Regions from separate parts of the Homo sapiens genome. Here region 2 is linked to region 1. Evidence: read pairs that join two places in POLR2A ChIA-PET (ENCODE). Cell type or tissue: IMR-90. All regions are shown on one strand. Each heading gives the region's core, and the rest is flanking DNA. Links, peaks and the distances in the headings are about the cores only.

What was found. ChIA-PET counts read pairs that join two places held together with the same protein. Peaks named below come from ENCODE experiments on the same cell type or tissue, not always from the same donor. Only the 100,000 strongest peaks of a DNase experiment are listed, where the experiment ranks them.
Region 2: POLR2A ChIA-PET joins it to region 1 with 6 read pairs; 2 of 35 experiments call an interaction of 5 or more read pairs at or near these places.

Annotation. Positions count from the first base shown.
Region 1 is chr4:149,160,918-149,169,432 of GRCh38, forward strand. The region is part of intron 2 of LINC02355 (long intergenic non-protein coding RNA 2355); the gene reads left to right. Among named protein-coding and RNA genes, the nearest start is that of LINC02355, 11 kb to the left of the region's middle. In IMR-90, for the core only: a CTCF peak has its summit at 3,593; a DNase peak (open chromatin) is centred at 3,544; H3K27ac peaks cover 1,921 bases.
Region 2 is chr4:149,049,241-149,057,755 of GRCh38, forward strand. No RefSeq gene overlaps it. Among named protein-coding and RNA genes, the nearest start is that of LINC02430, 100 kb to the right of the region's middle. In IMR-90, for the core only: no CTCF peak of the experiment used is centred there; no DNase peak of the experiment used is centred there.

The sequences.
Region 1 (8,515 bases), core at 1,379-6,378:
CCCAGGCTGGAGTGCAGTGGCGCTATCTCGGCTCACTGCAAGCTCCATCTCCTGGGTTCATACCATTCTCCTGCCTCAGCCTCCTGAGTAGCTGGGACTACAGGTGCCCACCACCATGCCCGGCTAATTTTTTTGTATTTTGTTTAGTAGGGATGGGGTTTCACTGTGTTAGCCAGGATGGTTTCGATCTCCTGACCTCGTGATCCACCTGCCTCAGCCTCCCAAAGTGCTGGGATTACAGGCATGAGGTAATGTAGTTATTTTTAATAACTGTTTTGCTAAAATAGTTGTGATCTATACAGGAAGCACTGTCTTTTCTAAATTGTGTCAGGTATGTACTGTCTTCAGTTTACACTTTCAGAGCACAGTTTCAATGGCTCACATATGCACACACAATCCTCAGGGTTGATGGTTAAGAAATAAATACTAATGACTTGGCTCTTCTGCAGCAGAGCTTCTCTGCTAAACCTCTTGGGTCTAGTCCTTGGGTGTACCATACTTAGAATTCCTTCCCAGAGCAGTTCAATCTTCTTGATATGGTGCCAGTTGGCATAGCTTCCTGGTGAATATGTCCCACAAGTGACATGACTAAAATGAGACAGCCCAAATCCACAGTTATCAGCTACTAATAATCCTGTCAAGGCAAGTCTTTGCTTAGAAACTTGGAAATTGTACTTGATACATCAAGATGACTTTATAGAACTGTAGCAATTTTTTTTCTACTACAGTGAATAATTCTCATGCAATATTCATATTTTGATTTTTGTTGTTGCATTTTAAGTGGTTGTGTTTATTTACATCAGAAAAAATATCACATGATCTTTCTTATATGGATATACCATTGAAAGAGCTCCATCCCAAGTCATTCCTTTCCATGATTTTCTATCTCACCTCCTTTTTTGGGTTTAATTTATATTTCTCACTCATTACAATTTGTAATTACTTTATTTCTTCATTTTACATCTGTTCCATAGGATACAGAATATGTCTGTTTTATTCACCATTGGATCAAACATTATAAATGACAATGTAAAGGCCCTTAATAACTATTTGTTTAATGAATGAGTGAATAAAGAAATGAATGGATGAAATAAAAGATAGGTATTAACAACTTAAGCAATCACCACTTTAGCTCTGCAAATACTTTTTGAGAAGTCCAACAAGAGGCAGTCTCTCTAATATTTTAAAATATTTTTCCACAGACAACTGGGCTGAGAATGGTAGGCTTTGGATGAAATCATTGGGGAAAGGGAGGAAAGGAGTGTGACTAAGTATGGGAATTATCTTTGTTTCAATTTGCCCTAATAAGTTCAAATTTCATACTGAGGTGGGGACAGAATAGTCTTTATTTTAAGAAAAAAAAAAAGCAGTTTTGTAATCTTTAGGCCAGTTTCTAGAACGACTATGGGCATTAGCAAAATCCTTGATCTGGAAGCCAGCCTTGAGGAGGTTCCTTTTGTGAGTCTTGTCCTCTCATAGCAAAGATTTGGATATTCCAAGCAGGCCTCAGTAGTCTGTGCAAGTGCTAATGTATGAATCAAAAGGGTGCCTGCTGACTGTCACCTACATGCTATTGACTTTAGAGTCAATATTCATAGAAAGCAAATGGAAATAAAGGTACTGGACAAAGTAAACTCTAATAACCTTCCTCAGGCCATTATCCAAAGTGAAAGGACTTAGAAACAAAGTCAAATACCACATGTTCTCATTTATAATTGGGAGCTAAACAATGGGAACATATGAGCATAGAGAGTGGAAGAGTAGACCCTGGAGACTCCAAAAGATAGTAGGGCGGCAGGGGACAGGGAGGTGTGTGTGGGGGGTGGGTGGTGATAGCTGCAAAATCACCTATTGGGTACAATGTTCACTATCTGGGTACACTAAAAGCCCAGAGTTTCCACTATGCTATATATGCATGTCAGATATCTGCACTTGTACCTCCTAAACATACAAAAATTTTTTAAAATTAAAAAAGTAATAATCATCTTCAGGGCAAATGTGAACTTGGTCACTGTGCTAAGTAAATGCTCATGTTAAATTTGAAACACTTTGTGAAAAGGTGTTTAGCTGTTTATTTTTTATATTTTTGCAAACAATATTTAAACAGAGACAGGTATCCAATGATTTAAATTTACCAATATATTACAGTATTATTTATGCTAAAAAATTAGACACAAATTGATTTTCCAAGAATCTGAAAATGGTTCAATGACTTATGATACATCCTTATGATAGAATGTTATGAATGTTATGAAGAGGGAAGCCCATGTTCCCCAGTCCCCATGTTCTCACTGTCACTTTCCATCACTTTCACACTTGGCCTTGTAAGAGAGCCTTTGCCCTCCTCACTACCTGTACTCCTCAAGGTCAGAGGAGTTACTAAACTCATTGGTACGAGTCTGATCTTCATCAGCTCACATTTTTCAGTAGTGTGGAATTCCTTTACCTCACAAGTGGTGACACAGTTTCAGCCTTTCAGCCTCTATTTCATTCTCTCTCCTTTCCTTGGGTCATGCTCTTTGGAGAACTGAAAGAAAGTTAGTGAGATTCTTCCCTGGGTCTTTTCTGCATGTAAATGCACACCTAGCTCAGGATCCATGGATTACCTGCTTGCTGTTCAGAATATAGATCTTAAAAACCTGATAAGGCAATTTCTCTATATATAATTTTTCATTTTTCAAATTGTAGTTATTTGTGGATCTCTATTTTCCAAGTAACTTAAGAAACTTTACTGAGTTCCTCAAATGTCTAAATAGATATTAACTAACCTTGCATTAAATTTATAGAAGAACATAGGTAGCATCATCTGTATAATGTAAACAACGTCTGTCTACAACCATGAGATGTCTTTCTATTTGTCTTTTATTAATGTAGTTTCCTCCAAGAAGATCTTAAGCTTTCTAAATAAAGTTAATACTTATATACCTTATAATTTTTGCTGTGTTTGTACATGATTTTTATTAATTATTTTTCTAGTTGCTTATTGCCAGTGCTGTATAATTTTGTAGGTTAATTTTATATCTGGCAGTATTTCTAAATGTTTTTATTAGTTCTTAAATGTTCTTGATTTTGTTTCTTTTTCTAGACAGTCATATACCATGTGTAAATAATCCATGACTTGCCTGCAACCTTAAAGAAAAGCAATATATAATTCACATTTTCTCCTACACTATCCTGGAAGTGAGGAACCTATGATGTTTTGTAAAAGCAACTCTATCTTCCAACAGTTTATCAGAAGTCCTACATTTTGGGGAAAATAAGGGTGATAATATATGTCACAGTCCACCTAACTCCTTGGTTTTGCTATTAATTGATTAAAAGTCAACAATCAAAAAGGAAAAAGAAGAGGAAAAAATTAACTTGGTAGTAGAGAGAGCAGGCACATATTTCACGCAGAAGGAATTTTTCAAATATAAACTTAATCTGCCCCCTCTTTCCTATCATATCCTGTTCCAAAGCATACATAAAGTGAGTTGCCATAGAAGAATTTGAGGCATCTCTCCCTCTCCTGGAAAGAAAGGGGGAAAGAGGTTGAAAGCATTACTTTCTTTAATGAATGAATGGATTTTGCCAAAGCACCCAGCCTGAAAGCAGACAGACAGTGCCTCACCACAAGAGGTCTTTCAGGACATGCGCGTGGAATTTCTTTGTAGTGTGGCTAAGCAGCTGGGCCATTCTGGGAGGACCAGGGGGAAAAGGGTAACACTGTGAGGTGAGCACAGTCCCATTCTGATCCCAAAGAGAAGTGCTATAATTCCTCTGTAACTATCCCTCCCCACCCTTCTACACCCCAGCCAGGGGGTTCTTATTTTCTACACACAGGAACACACACACATGCACACACACACATTCTTCAGAATCCAGATAAGGCACTGTGAGCTTGATGTTTGCCTTTCACAACCAATTACAAGTCAAGAAATTAAAACAAGATACCTCTTTGAACATTGGTCTGTCACTATTGGTATGGTTTTGCTTATTGTTTCTATAGAGACACTAGATTTCAACCATCTGCCTTGACCTTGAACTTTTTAAAATTACATCTATTTTCACAATTTTTGGTATTCCAGCCTTAGCTTTGTTCTACTGTGGCTATGGGTTCTGGTCCCTGCTGGCTGTCTTCTTGGCTGATGTTGTACTTGATTTGGCTCCATGAATTTCTTCTAGCTTCTTACTCATCCAGTGGTTGAGGTCAAGGTTGAAGGACTCTCTACATCCACATTTCTGCCATATTCTCTGACTATTCAATCTGCTTTCTAACTTCCACGAATCAACTGACCTCGACATCAAGTGTAAGCATGGAAGTAGGGGGGTAGTTTTCAAAATAGATTCATACTAAGTTAAAAAATTAACTATTCTCTCTAGTATGTGTATTCTAAAATGAAGATGAGACTGCTTTGGAGAGAGGAACTTTAATTAACGCCCCCTCTCCCTCCAGAAAGATTCTTATCGAATGCATCTTTTTAGGTGCAAAGAGAGAGACTCAACCATTAACTGAATATGAGCCTCAAGAATGCTACAGGTCAGTTTTGAAAGATTTTTCAAATGAAAAGAAATATAATAATCTCTGTAAGTAATTTTCATTTTCTAGTTCAAATCTAATGATTTTTTTTACTTTAGAGTTGTACCAGTAGAAAATTAAGTAAGAAGAGTAGCATTGGAAATGGAGAAAAAAATTAGTATACTTTACTTTACCTAGAAAGAGAGTATTTCTAAGGATAACAAATCAAACCATTTCAGACTGATCACAAAGAAGAACCCCCAATATACTTCATGCTTAATTCTTTAGGATCTAAGTTTCAATTATGTAAGAATCATATAGAAAGGTTATCTGATTAACAAGACAGAGAAAAAAAAATTCCCATTCACTATCTTATTTCTTATCCACTGTCACAAATATTATGTGATAGCTGATTCTTGCTAGTATAATTCTACTTAATCATTTTTATGAGAATTAGGTTGCCAAACTTCATCAAACAACTACTAAATATTGGAAAAATACAGGCTTCACAGTCACATTTAATTTAGTATTCTACAAAAAGATTATGTAAAAACTGTATTTATACATGCAAAGCAAATGGAAGAAATGGGGACATATATTTTCCTAGTAGTCTGTGGTGGCATCGACTTTAACCTTGGGATACCTGGAATAAAATGCCTTGTGATGGGAAGAATTGAGAAATTAACTCCAATTACTTTATTTAGAATATACAATACCTATTTCACTTAAAATTAAAGCACATATATATTTTTGGTGTTGCACTTAAAAAACACAAAAGAAAAAGCTGAACATATTAGGAATTAAGAAACCTATTTATTTTTTAGAGGAGTTGTTGGAAATCACCTACAAATTTGGATCATGATCTAGGTTGAGTAACATTTCTACATCTAGATTACTGTTATCTGTGATTCTAATTTATGATAACCTGACAGGTTAACTGTGGCTAAGAGATCTCTTTTGCTCAGTGGAATCTTGCTAACTGACTGCCTTTTGGAGGCAGAAAGCTGAATTTGTTAATATGAATAACACACTGGGAGGCTATGAACATTCAAGACAGGGTAATGGGCCTCAAACTAATTTTTATCTTCTTGTCATCCTGGATAGATTCCCTAAGAGACAATAATGAAAAGTGCAGAGAAAAAATTCCTACCAGATGAGAATAGTAAATTGTGTTTTGTCAGCCAGCTTTGGACTTTGTCTCTCCTCTTCTAAGGAATCATACAAAGAATGTGTGAGCTGAGGAGTATGAGGCGACATTTTTCTGAAACTGATAATGAACACAGAGCCAAAACTGCAACCCAAGGTCACAGATAATGGAAAATACACCATAGGCATTTTCATTGCCTTTATGTTTTTAATGATGTCCTCATTGTCTCTTATTGGGTTTTTGTTTTGTTTTCTTTTTACAGTTGCTTATGTTTCCTGCTCTTTGCCATTTGCTCTAAGGCTGCCACTAGCACTTCCATAAAATATCTTAATGGCCCCCCACAGGGCTTTGGTAGTGAAGGGTCTGCTAATGTTTCCATGATGACCCTGGTCTTGAAGATCTTTATATCACAGTCATCTTAATTTGCATTAGACCATGGGGAACATATCACGTAGGTCAGTCTTGGAAGCACTGTTTTTGGTATGTGTGAAAAAATTTATAGCTTAAATTCCTCAGCAGTTATGTAGCGCTAGAGCACTGAATCTAGTTACAGTAGCATTTGCTGGAGTTTTAGCTGAGTAACTTTCCATAAAAGTTAATTGGAATTACCTGAATGGAGCCTCAGGCAATGCTTTGAAAATAGAGACTAACCTTGTAATTGCCTTGTTCTCCTTTCACCTTCTTCTCTTGCCTTAAATGGTAGTGCTGTAGTTGATTAGCTAGAATGTCATCTTATAGATGAAGGCAGAATACATAATAATTAAAAATAAACTGTACCTTGGTCTAATAAAGGACTCCAATATAAATACAAGACAAAGCAGGTGTTTTGAAATGTCAGGGTGACCTAGAGTGGTGATAATAGAAAGATGCAAATGCCCATGGCACGAGCCCCTAGGAACAGATACCATCCCAGCATGGTGGTCTCGCACTTGACTTGGACTCAAAGGAAATTAGACACTACTTGGAAAAATATTCGCAGTCCATTCTCTTCTTATAAAATATAATAGCTGTTTCAAAAGTTTTATTTAAATCCCAATTTAAAGACTCAAGAAAAGAATAGAGAATACAAGGAAAAGGACCAGTAATACCCAAATTTATACATTGTTTGAATTTGGAAACATATTTTAGTATTTAATTATTTTTGAATCATCACAACAATATTGTGATTTACTAATAAGATTCTTATTTTCAAGCTAAATAAAGAAATGTTCTTCTGGCAGCATGAACGTTGCATACAAAACTGGATTCAAATCCTGCCCTATCATTTTCTAGGTGAGGGTTTGGGGGAAGTTACTAAATTTCTATGAACTTGCAAATAAACAATGTAGTGTCACCTTTACAGGACAGTTACAGGGGGTAAATGAGATTTATGCCTAGCCTCACACAATCCTAGCACATAGAAGGCAGGTAGAATGTTCTATCCTCTTGTTTTTTTTTTTCCTTTGAGAATATGAGGGCTCACTTACCATCTCATAGATGGTTAATAGCAGAGATTAAATTTAAAAATGAGTGTTCTGACTTTTGGCCTGAATTTGTTACCTTTCATACCTTGTTGCTTATAATTAAAGATAATTTGTCAAATATTCACACATAATTTTGCTTTAATTTACTCATTTTCTAATCAAACAAGAAAGTATGGTAGCTGAAGAATAATAATCCAGTACTAAGCATTATGGGAATAACAGATTAGGGAAATTTCTTTCCTTCCAAATGAATTTAAGAAAATTTAAGGAAATCAGAAAAATTACTACTATCTTGCCAAAAGTCATGGAAAATAACATGTAGCATCTGCCACAAAGTCCCACAGAAAACAAAAATATAGGATGTGAAATGTGAAGTAAAGAGGGTCAAACTATGTAGATAATAACAAATTTGACCTTTCCTTCTTAATATCTAAGTCACTCTCTAGTGAGTTAGTTATTTGATCGTATTACCCATTTTATTCACAGAAATGCACCTCAGGATGTGTTCTAAAGAAAGTACTTCAGAAAATCCTCAATTTGTAGTATAGCCCGATGTCTTGGTTTGCCCAGAACAGTCTCTGTTTAGGTCTGTTATTCTGGTGTAATTTTTAATAGTTCCACCTTTTCACTCTCAAAGGTATCCATATTTGTATGATAAATTACATGGTCATTCTATTAATTAAGGATACATGCTCCTGTCATGAGAATACGTAGGGTTCTGTCATAATTCTTAACCCAGTACCAGGCAGCATAGTTGCTTTGCCTATTGAGGTTCATTACTCCTTGTCACAATCCAACTTCTAGAGATTGTGAAATAGGAAGTGAAGCTGAGATTGAATATCAGGTCTGGTACAAAAGAATGCATGGTTTATAGAAGCAGGAGGAAGAGCGTCACTGTAGGATACATCCACTACATCAAAATTAAAGCATTAAAAAGCATTAATATCTTAAAAGAGTTTCTAGTAAGGAAAGCTAAATAGTGAAGAGCAGAGTATCTGAACAGAGCATTCAGATGATGGAAGTCAACCACAAGTAGGACCCAGTTACATGTACTCAGAGGCTCAGGTTTGAAGTACATAAGCAATCGTTGATAAAATTGTCAACATTGTAAATAGCCACATCGCTTAGTCCTATGAACCATTTTGATTAAGGTTCTGGGAAACCTTCCTGTTAGATTGTGCCTGGGAAAATGTATCATGCATTTGTTTCAACGTAATTAATTGTTTGTCTTAGTTTCTTGGAGTAAATAGATGAACTCCTGTATACTAGTTGCATTACTAGGTTGAACCATATAAAATTGTTGCTTTCCAACCATTTGGACTTAAAAAAGTGGAATTCCACCTGGTTTAACTTAATATAACATTTAAAAGATAGGATAAGGAAGAGAGGGAGCTTAATTCAGCAGAT
Region 2 (8,515 bases), core at 1,867-6,866, 110 kb before region 1:
TTGAGAATTAGCTAATCTAAATTATATTGGCTTCTACACATTGATGTCTTTCTTTTGTCGTCTGAGCTGCTTTATTCCAAAAGCAGAATTCTGTGCACACACAACTTCTATAGCTTCCTGTTTGCGCCAAACCATGATTACAGAAATAAGAATTCTGGGTCTTTCCATTGGCTCTTTCAGCCTGCGTGTGCCTATTTTTGAGCATGTAAAGACCAACATACGTCGTTTACAATAGGTTGGAAACTGCAGGACTTTCCTTCAGACTGAGAAGAAAATTGTCTATTTAATTCAGGGAAAATGAAGGTTTAAGATCAGGTAAAATATATTATTTTCTTTAATTACCAAGCCAGGAATCCATTTGGGATTATGAAAGAGAGGCAACCCTTGATACGCTAGTATTTCAGCCTCTACTCTTTCAAATACCTGTGTCTGTTTAAGACCAGCTGTTACACTAAATATTGCCCTACAGCTACATTAGCTGTACTTATGCAAAGTATTTTTGATGGTAGCAATTGTAACCATGTTTATAAAAGTAAAGTCCAGCTGACAATTGGACATATTGATGAGTGACAGAGAGGCTGGGTTAATTCTTTAAAATCAATTTTCATTAATATTATAGTCTTTTCTTTACACCTTTGTGTAGTATTTGAATTATCCACCACGATAAAGAGAAAAACGGTAGACCACAAATTCTTCGCTTGATAGGAACGAAGGGTTGAAGCAGTGTGGGAAGGTTGAGAAGGGATTTCCTAAATCACGAATCACTGAAGGAACATCTAAGGCCAGCAAGTGCCTTAGATGGAAGGTGGGGAATGCAGGGGAGACCACTTCCTAGCAGGGACTAGGGACACCCCACAGAGCTGATCCCTAGAAGGTAGCAGGTTGCTGCCTATCTTGTTTACTGCTGCCTTGGTTCCTAAACATGCTTTGCATCACCCACCAATTCTTCTTTTTTAAAGGACAAGATAAAGTTTTTATACTTCACTAGTGAATTTGAGCTAGACAGAAGACATAAAACACCAGGGAGAACAATTTCAGCCCCTGAATTAATTCACTGAAATGTAAAATGGGGATATAGGGTTGGCAGAGATCCAAATAGAAAAGAAATCTGAAAAGATAAAATGTGTGTGTATATATATATATTTGTGCACATCTAATCTCACTTAAGAATGTAAAGCTATATAAGTGAGGCTATAGAAAGAGAAAGGGGAGAGAAGGACATGTATGGTTGGTAGGAAAGATAACTATGCAAACTTTAAGTCCTAGATATTTAGGATTAAGGATTGGGGAGCGGGGGAAGTAAGTTATAAAATAAAAAGATGAACATGATAAAATATATGTAAAATCTTAGTGAATATACTGAACAGGAAGAGAAATACTGCATTTGTGACAGAAGATAATAGTGTTCCAGAGAATAGAGCATATTATTCAAGGGCTGTATATTTAGGCCATTGATAAAAGTCATCATCCAAGATCTTTAAAATAAAGCAGAGAAGTATCTTGCTGGATCATTGAAAATGCTGATAGTTATAAATGGATTTTCTTAAGTCATTGCTGCTTTGAGCCAAAACAAGACAGGTAACAGAAGAAGGTGAGGGAAAATACTGGAAAAGGACTCTGGAGGAAACCCTCATAATTTCACTTCCACCCTGGCTCTACCCTCTACAACCAGCAGAGCCTGTCCATTGACGGTGAATAAAGGCCCGAAAGCTTAAGCTGGCCCTCTGCCTCCTTCCCTGAGGTCCTGCTCTGCCTCCCTTGCTGCACTCGTCTTCCCTGTTTCTCAACTCCCTGCTCTGCCGCCAGCTTGACCTACACACTGCCCTCCTCTGGGAAGTAGCCTCCACTCCCACTCCCTCACCTTGTCTCAGGCCTTCCTCCTCAGTGGGAGGAGGTTCTCCTGCCTTGCCCTTAAGCTCTGCTTACCTTCAGGTGTCTAACATTACTACAGAGTAGGAATCCTACAACTCGCATCCTCCATACATGACCCAAAGGCTAAATAGCCAACTGGTCTGTGACTGTCATGCCATAAAAATGCTTTATCAAATTTGAAACACAAATGAGAAGCTTGGGTTTTAGTTATATTCTCAGGGACGTGGAAATTGCACTCTTTGTGGCTAGTTTACAGTCGTTAGCAAGCTACGCATTTCCACTGGATTATTCAAACCCTTTTAGTGATTGGCTGGTATTATTTTTATTTTTTATGACAATAAAGAACATGTAATGTGCAGATATCTAGTTCCAAGATGCAAACTCTTCAACTACTTTTATGTTTAAAACTTTTTCCCCATATCCTGAGGTCAATTCAATATTTAGTAGTAGTTTCTTCCAATTTTTATAGATTTTTTTTGAACATTGAACACTGACAATCCAGCTCAGATTGTATCTATTATCTATGCACCTATGCATCTTTGTATCTATGCATGTATGTATGTATATTTATCTATCTATCCATCTACCTACCTACCCATTTAAATTATTGGCTCTTATAACAGAATAAGTCCTCTTGTCCCAATATTTAATTCATCTTTTTCATTATTTTGGATAGTTCCTCACTGTTTATTTTTTCAGATGTATTTTTCAGTAAGTTTTCCAAAGTTACAAAATAAATTCCATTGGGAATTTTTGGGGACTGCATTTTGAAGATAGAAATTGATTTGGGAAGAATTGTATCATTACAATATTTAATCTTCCTAATAGGATAATCTAAGTTTTATGTCTGTGAAATGTGAAGACAATTTCCTTTCTGATATTATTATTTTTGGAAAAATGGCTGAGACTGAATATTAAATATTCTAGTATTGCTCATCTGGCTTACGGATGAACAGCATCTTTAGCTTCTCCTTCATCTCTCAGCTGCTTGCTCTTGGTGGAACTTGCTTTTGAGCACCTTCATTGAGGCGAACAGGGACCCAGTGGGGAACCAGCTTAATAGTTCCAGAGACAGGCTTAGTCATGACACATCAGGATATGAAGAGAACTTCCCTGTGACTGGCTGGGGGTCTGCCTTGCTGAGAGGTCACTAATTATGCCTATCCTCTCCTGCAGATTTTCCTACCCTTTTGTGAAGGCCTCTTCTCCATCTCCTCCACTCTGCCAGGTACATTAGCCTCAGTGTATGTTTGAGTTGAATTAAGAAACTGAAAGGAAGCTTGTCTCTGGGACTTCATGGTTGGCTTTTCCACTGTTAATGAAAATACCACACTAGGGAAAGGGAATAAAAAATAAACTTAAGGTATAGTTTTGAGGGAAAGTGTATTCTTTTAATAACTTTTTAAGTAGCTCGTTGCTACTTCTTGTTATCTCCATCAAAACTAACTGATTCACCTCTTTTTTTTTTTTTGGCTAGGAATTAATTTCTTTTTAAATAAACACACTCTCGACCAGGCACTTTTTCCTCACTATGAACACTGAATACTTTTTTTCTTTTTGATGAAAATAATTTCACTTCAAGGAGACAGATGGGAAGATACAAGCTCAACTATGAACATCTTGCAGGCCTGGTGGTTAAAGAGGTTGATAGGTCTGTGTGTTTCATTTTATCCTCCCACAGTCTCACCAATTGTTGGCAGTGCATGTGATGCCACCAGGCCCTGGTGTCAGCCCATGATGGCTATAGGAAAGACACAGCTTTTAAAATGCAAGTCTGAGTTTCTGAGATCCAGCAGATGCATGAGCGGGGGCAGTGGGTTACATAGTTCCTGCCTGTAATGCCTGGCTCTTGCATTCTCTGCAATCTCCCCTTATGCTAGTTAACCCCAAATTCTCCTTGAAGAAATGCTTGGGAATTTTATTTTAAGCAATATTACTGATATGAGTACTTTCCCTCCAATAGTTGCACTTAAAATATCCATTTAAGCATGATCCGTATGTCTGTTTTAAATGTTTATACCTGTAGTATTTACAATAGGAAATTGACATATTTTTATACAGCTTCAAAATATTCTGTTTCAAAATGAAAAACAAGGTAATATGAAAATCCTCCAGTTTTAACCTATTGTGTCAAGATAGCAGGAGAAAGGAGACAGAGTGAGATGTTGAGATTCTCCTTAAGCCTGTCTGGGATTAGTTTTCTTAGGGGACTCTCAAAGTCAAAGTCAGGTCACCTGAGTGCCAGGTCTGCTCAGCACAGACCAATGGCAGGCGTGTGTTCAGTAAATAGAGACAGCACAGTCCAGAGGCAAGCTCTTTGGAGCAGTCTTCAATTATATGTTGTTTATTGTTTAACCAAACTGCTTGCTATTCCAAAAGTGTTGGCCCTGTCTCTTTAGCTGCCTCGTGTTCAATTGCATTTTCACCACCTTCCTCAGCCACTGCGTGTTTTAGATCTATTTTTTATGTCAGGATAGCTTTTTCTCCTTGCTATTGCTTCAGAAAAATGCTGTGGGAAAAAAATGCTTCATAAGATTTTATCTTTCCCTCTTATTTATTTATTTTTTATTTTTGTTTGGCCGCTGGGTAACTCCTGTATACTCCTTTCAGACGCAACATGAGATTAGATTTTTTAGAAATTACACTGCCTGTCATGTCTGTATTAGAGCAATCTGTCATCTTCACATTGGAAACCCTGGATGCTGTCTCTAGCCCCTGTTTCTTTAGGACCTACATATAGTATTTTGGAACGTATAGTAATAGGGGTTGCAGGAACAATGTCAATAGCCTGTTATTCTTCATATGCTGTTCTAAATTATAGATATTACCAGACATCCCAGTGTGGCATTAGGAGATGATTCTACGGTTAACACAGGAGAACATTCACAGAAATACCAGGCAAAAGCAAATGAAAAGACTAAAATATATTGCTTCTATTACTTTTAAAAGCTGACTTGGATAGCAGCAGCAACTTGGTCATAGGTAGTAATACATTAGGCTCTATCTAATATTTCTTCTTTCCATTTTATAAATAAGTAAGTAAATATATGGCATACTTATCCTCCACTTCTCCTTCCCCCTCCAGGTTGGTCAGTGCTCAGCTTGGCAACTACCAAAATAAAGGTCTGTAATTCTTTCAGACATTTGCTAAAGGTAGGAGCCCAGTGGTAGCTTTAGAATAATATCTATTATTAAAGCACATCCATTTTGCAAAGAGGATCCATGCCAGGAAGCACTCCAAAGGACCCAGTCACATTTTATCTTAAGGAGGTTGGTATTTAAAATGTCAAAATGAAATAGTTCACACAGCTGAAGGAAAGCAGTGAAAAGGCAGGCAAATGAAGCAGTGTAACTTGAACTTCCAGAGTAGCTAACCCAAGGGTCTTACTTGCACACAGAAGCTGTGTGCTATTCACGAAGCAAGTTTTTCTGCAGTGATATGGATTGTGGAATAAGTGATTATGGCTGGGATCCTGTACACATCAAGTTGCAAAACACAAGCTTTATCTTTCCATTCATTCATATTTCTTGCAGACAAGTTATTTATAGCTGCAAAGAGTGGGACTCCATCATTAAATACGGATGCATGTTGTAGTCATTTGTGTGTTTCTGAGCACACGACTAGCATTTATTCCATGTTAAATACACTAAACGCTTAGCCAGAGCACAGTGAAGGTTATAAACATCTTACTCACGTGTCCATATATTTTTAAATCCAGAAATGTTATTTAAAATGAGCATATGTATTTAAAATTCTCTCATTACATGATTGGTTATAAATTCACAGACAATTGCATATAAAAGTTTTTCTAAAATACTATGTGGTAATGACATGAATCTATGGAAACAAATGAATACAGTCACATTGTCTTTAAAATCTGATGTTTTAAACAGTATGAGGAAAACATGAAAGTGCAAACCACACATGCTCTGGCAATCTAGAAAAATATTTTCCTCTTCACAAAGTCTATTTCTCTTACTCTTAATTCACAATTTAATCTTTTCTTTTTGTTATATATTGGATGTGAATTTTCAGTGGTTTGAAATATTTGAGCATTTCTGTCCCTCGCACCACAGAGATGTAAGCATACAAATTTCTCAGATTGTAATAAAACCTATTTGAAAACTGCATTTTGTGTATACCATTTTTTCATATTTGGTAGCACAATAATTACAAAGTCAGGACTGTATCTTTTATTTCTTATATTTTGGTGCAGTTTTAGAAACTATGAATTTCAGATATTTTACTTCCATTATGAAATTTGAAAATTAACAATATCATTTGACATTTGTCATATTCCAACTGTAACTTGAGCAGTTGTGTGCATAGATGTTCACAGAAGTATAATTTTTTTCAGATTTGCATAGCTAATGTATTGATTACACCATTTTCCACATCATGGAAGCAGTCAATCTTTTTTATATCCATCCATCTCATCAACCTTAATTGGTATTTACTTGGTGCTTACTGTATTGCATATATGGTACTGTGGTAATTGCATGTGAAGATTTAACTTTAAGTGAACAATTTGGTTCAGTAATATTGTGCTCACACACACACAAATACACATCAGTGTAAGGGAATCTATATGTGATTGAAACTAAATGTCTGTGCAAGCAGTGTGGGTCTGGCCTATTTGTCCAGCAGTCTCTGGATGTGCTGGAGCTTCTGCATTCATGAGTGAATATGCAGCAATGATATTTGGCGAGCACAGATGCATTTCTACCAGCTGCACTGCACTTTGGCATCTACCCAACAGCACCAGAAGGATATAGAGATCATTTGGCTGCTTTATTTATTTTCAGAGGTCATGTGTCAGTTGCATATATGTTTTATTAAATTAAAAAAATTTATTAACTACTACCTCCCCAACTCCAAAGCATCAAATAATTTTTTCTTATTTTAAAGCAAAAGTAATTTGGATATTATTGATAATTGATAATTTCACAATGTTAGTATTAACTATCAATCCATTATTGATGTTTCGCAGAAGGTATGCTACTTCTGCATGGAAATTTCACTGAATATTTTTATTTATTCTCTCAAATACTCCATCTGTTTGCATGAACGACATTCCTATCAAATCACTGGAGTTGTTTCCAGAATTTGGGAGGCAGAATATCACAACATGTAGAAGAACAACGAAGAAACTGAAAAATAATTACCACATTGAAAAACTTCTCTCGCGCTGTCCCCATCCCTGTTTATATACAACAATGAATAAAAACCCAAGTCATGTTTAGATAAGTATAGTTATTAGCTACCTAGCTGTTAAACAGGCACAATTTCTTTGAGACTTCAGTTAACAGTTGTCATTTGGTTGATAATTTGCATTCCTGATTCATAAGCCCAGCCCAGTCTTTAAATCTTCACATTTTGAGGGCACGTATGTGAGGAGGTGGCATATTTAACCTCTTAGTTCAAGTTAAATGTCGTGGGGAATGTGAAATCAGAAAAAAAGAAAAAACTCACATCAGTAAACATGGAGCCTTAGTTGGAATCAGGGAAGAGAGGGATACTAGAGGGGGCTGAGGCATGATGTGCAAAAACGAGAAAGCAAGTTATGTACAGATTGTTTGACTGTAATATGAAGGTCCTATTGCTTTTTAAATTAATGTTCCATAGTAGAGCTATGTTACAGCCAAAAATGTATACATAACACACCTCCCTGGGGCTTAAGAATGCTTGTGATTTACTTTCTTAAGAAGGAGGAAATTCCAGTTTTACTCGTTTATAGGTGTGCTGCATTTTTGTTCTGTTCAAGTAAGCCAAGAAGTACAGATTAACTAATGTAAAAAATGGCCTCCTTCTACAGAATGAAAATAATTTTTGTATTGGAAATTTAAACCTTATTTTATGATTCTTCCATGAAACCAAGGCAATGAAAATTGCTAAAATTAGTGTATGATCTCAATGGAGTAAATTAACCATTGCTTTAAGGTTAAAATAGTGAGTGAAGGATTGTACTTGAAAGCACAAAACAATACATTTGTGTACCAAAGGATTGCTTCTGCAGGAGAAGCCACAAAAGCAAGCCTCAAGAATTGGTTCAACCTCAGCAAATAGTGTCAGTTGGTATTATGCCCATGAAGGAGACAATATGATACGGCAAAAGGCATTTCTACCACCTCTAAAACTCCTGTTATACAAGTCACTGTTTATCTGTTCTGAACTCTTTGGGAATAAGAGGAGGGGGAACAGGCATTATGCTTTTTGCTTGTTGGCCCATTTGTTGTACCATTCCTGAGTTACAGATTTCAAATCTATAAACCCATTGGAAGTCTTTCCCCAGCAATATAGATGATGTCAAAGGAACCACTTACAGTAAGAGAGTTAAACAGTGGCTTGCATAAAATCCTGGTGGTCCACCTGTCTTTCTATGTTACCTGGGAAAAAGATTCAGTGAAAGTCTGCAAACCCTCACAGCCCACATGGCCCAATCACACCAGGCTTGAGGAACCCTGGTCTCAGGCCCTCCTACACCTCAGATGCCATCCCTGCCACCTGACTTCACAGAGCTTTGCAAAGCCAACTCCAAGTTGTTAGTAAAACACGGTAATGATGGCCCATTCCTGTGTTGTTATTTAAATTAGCTTGGCAGAGAGGAAATATAAGAATGGTTTCTTGAAGGTCAAGCTATTT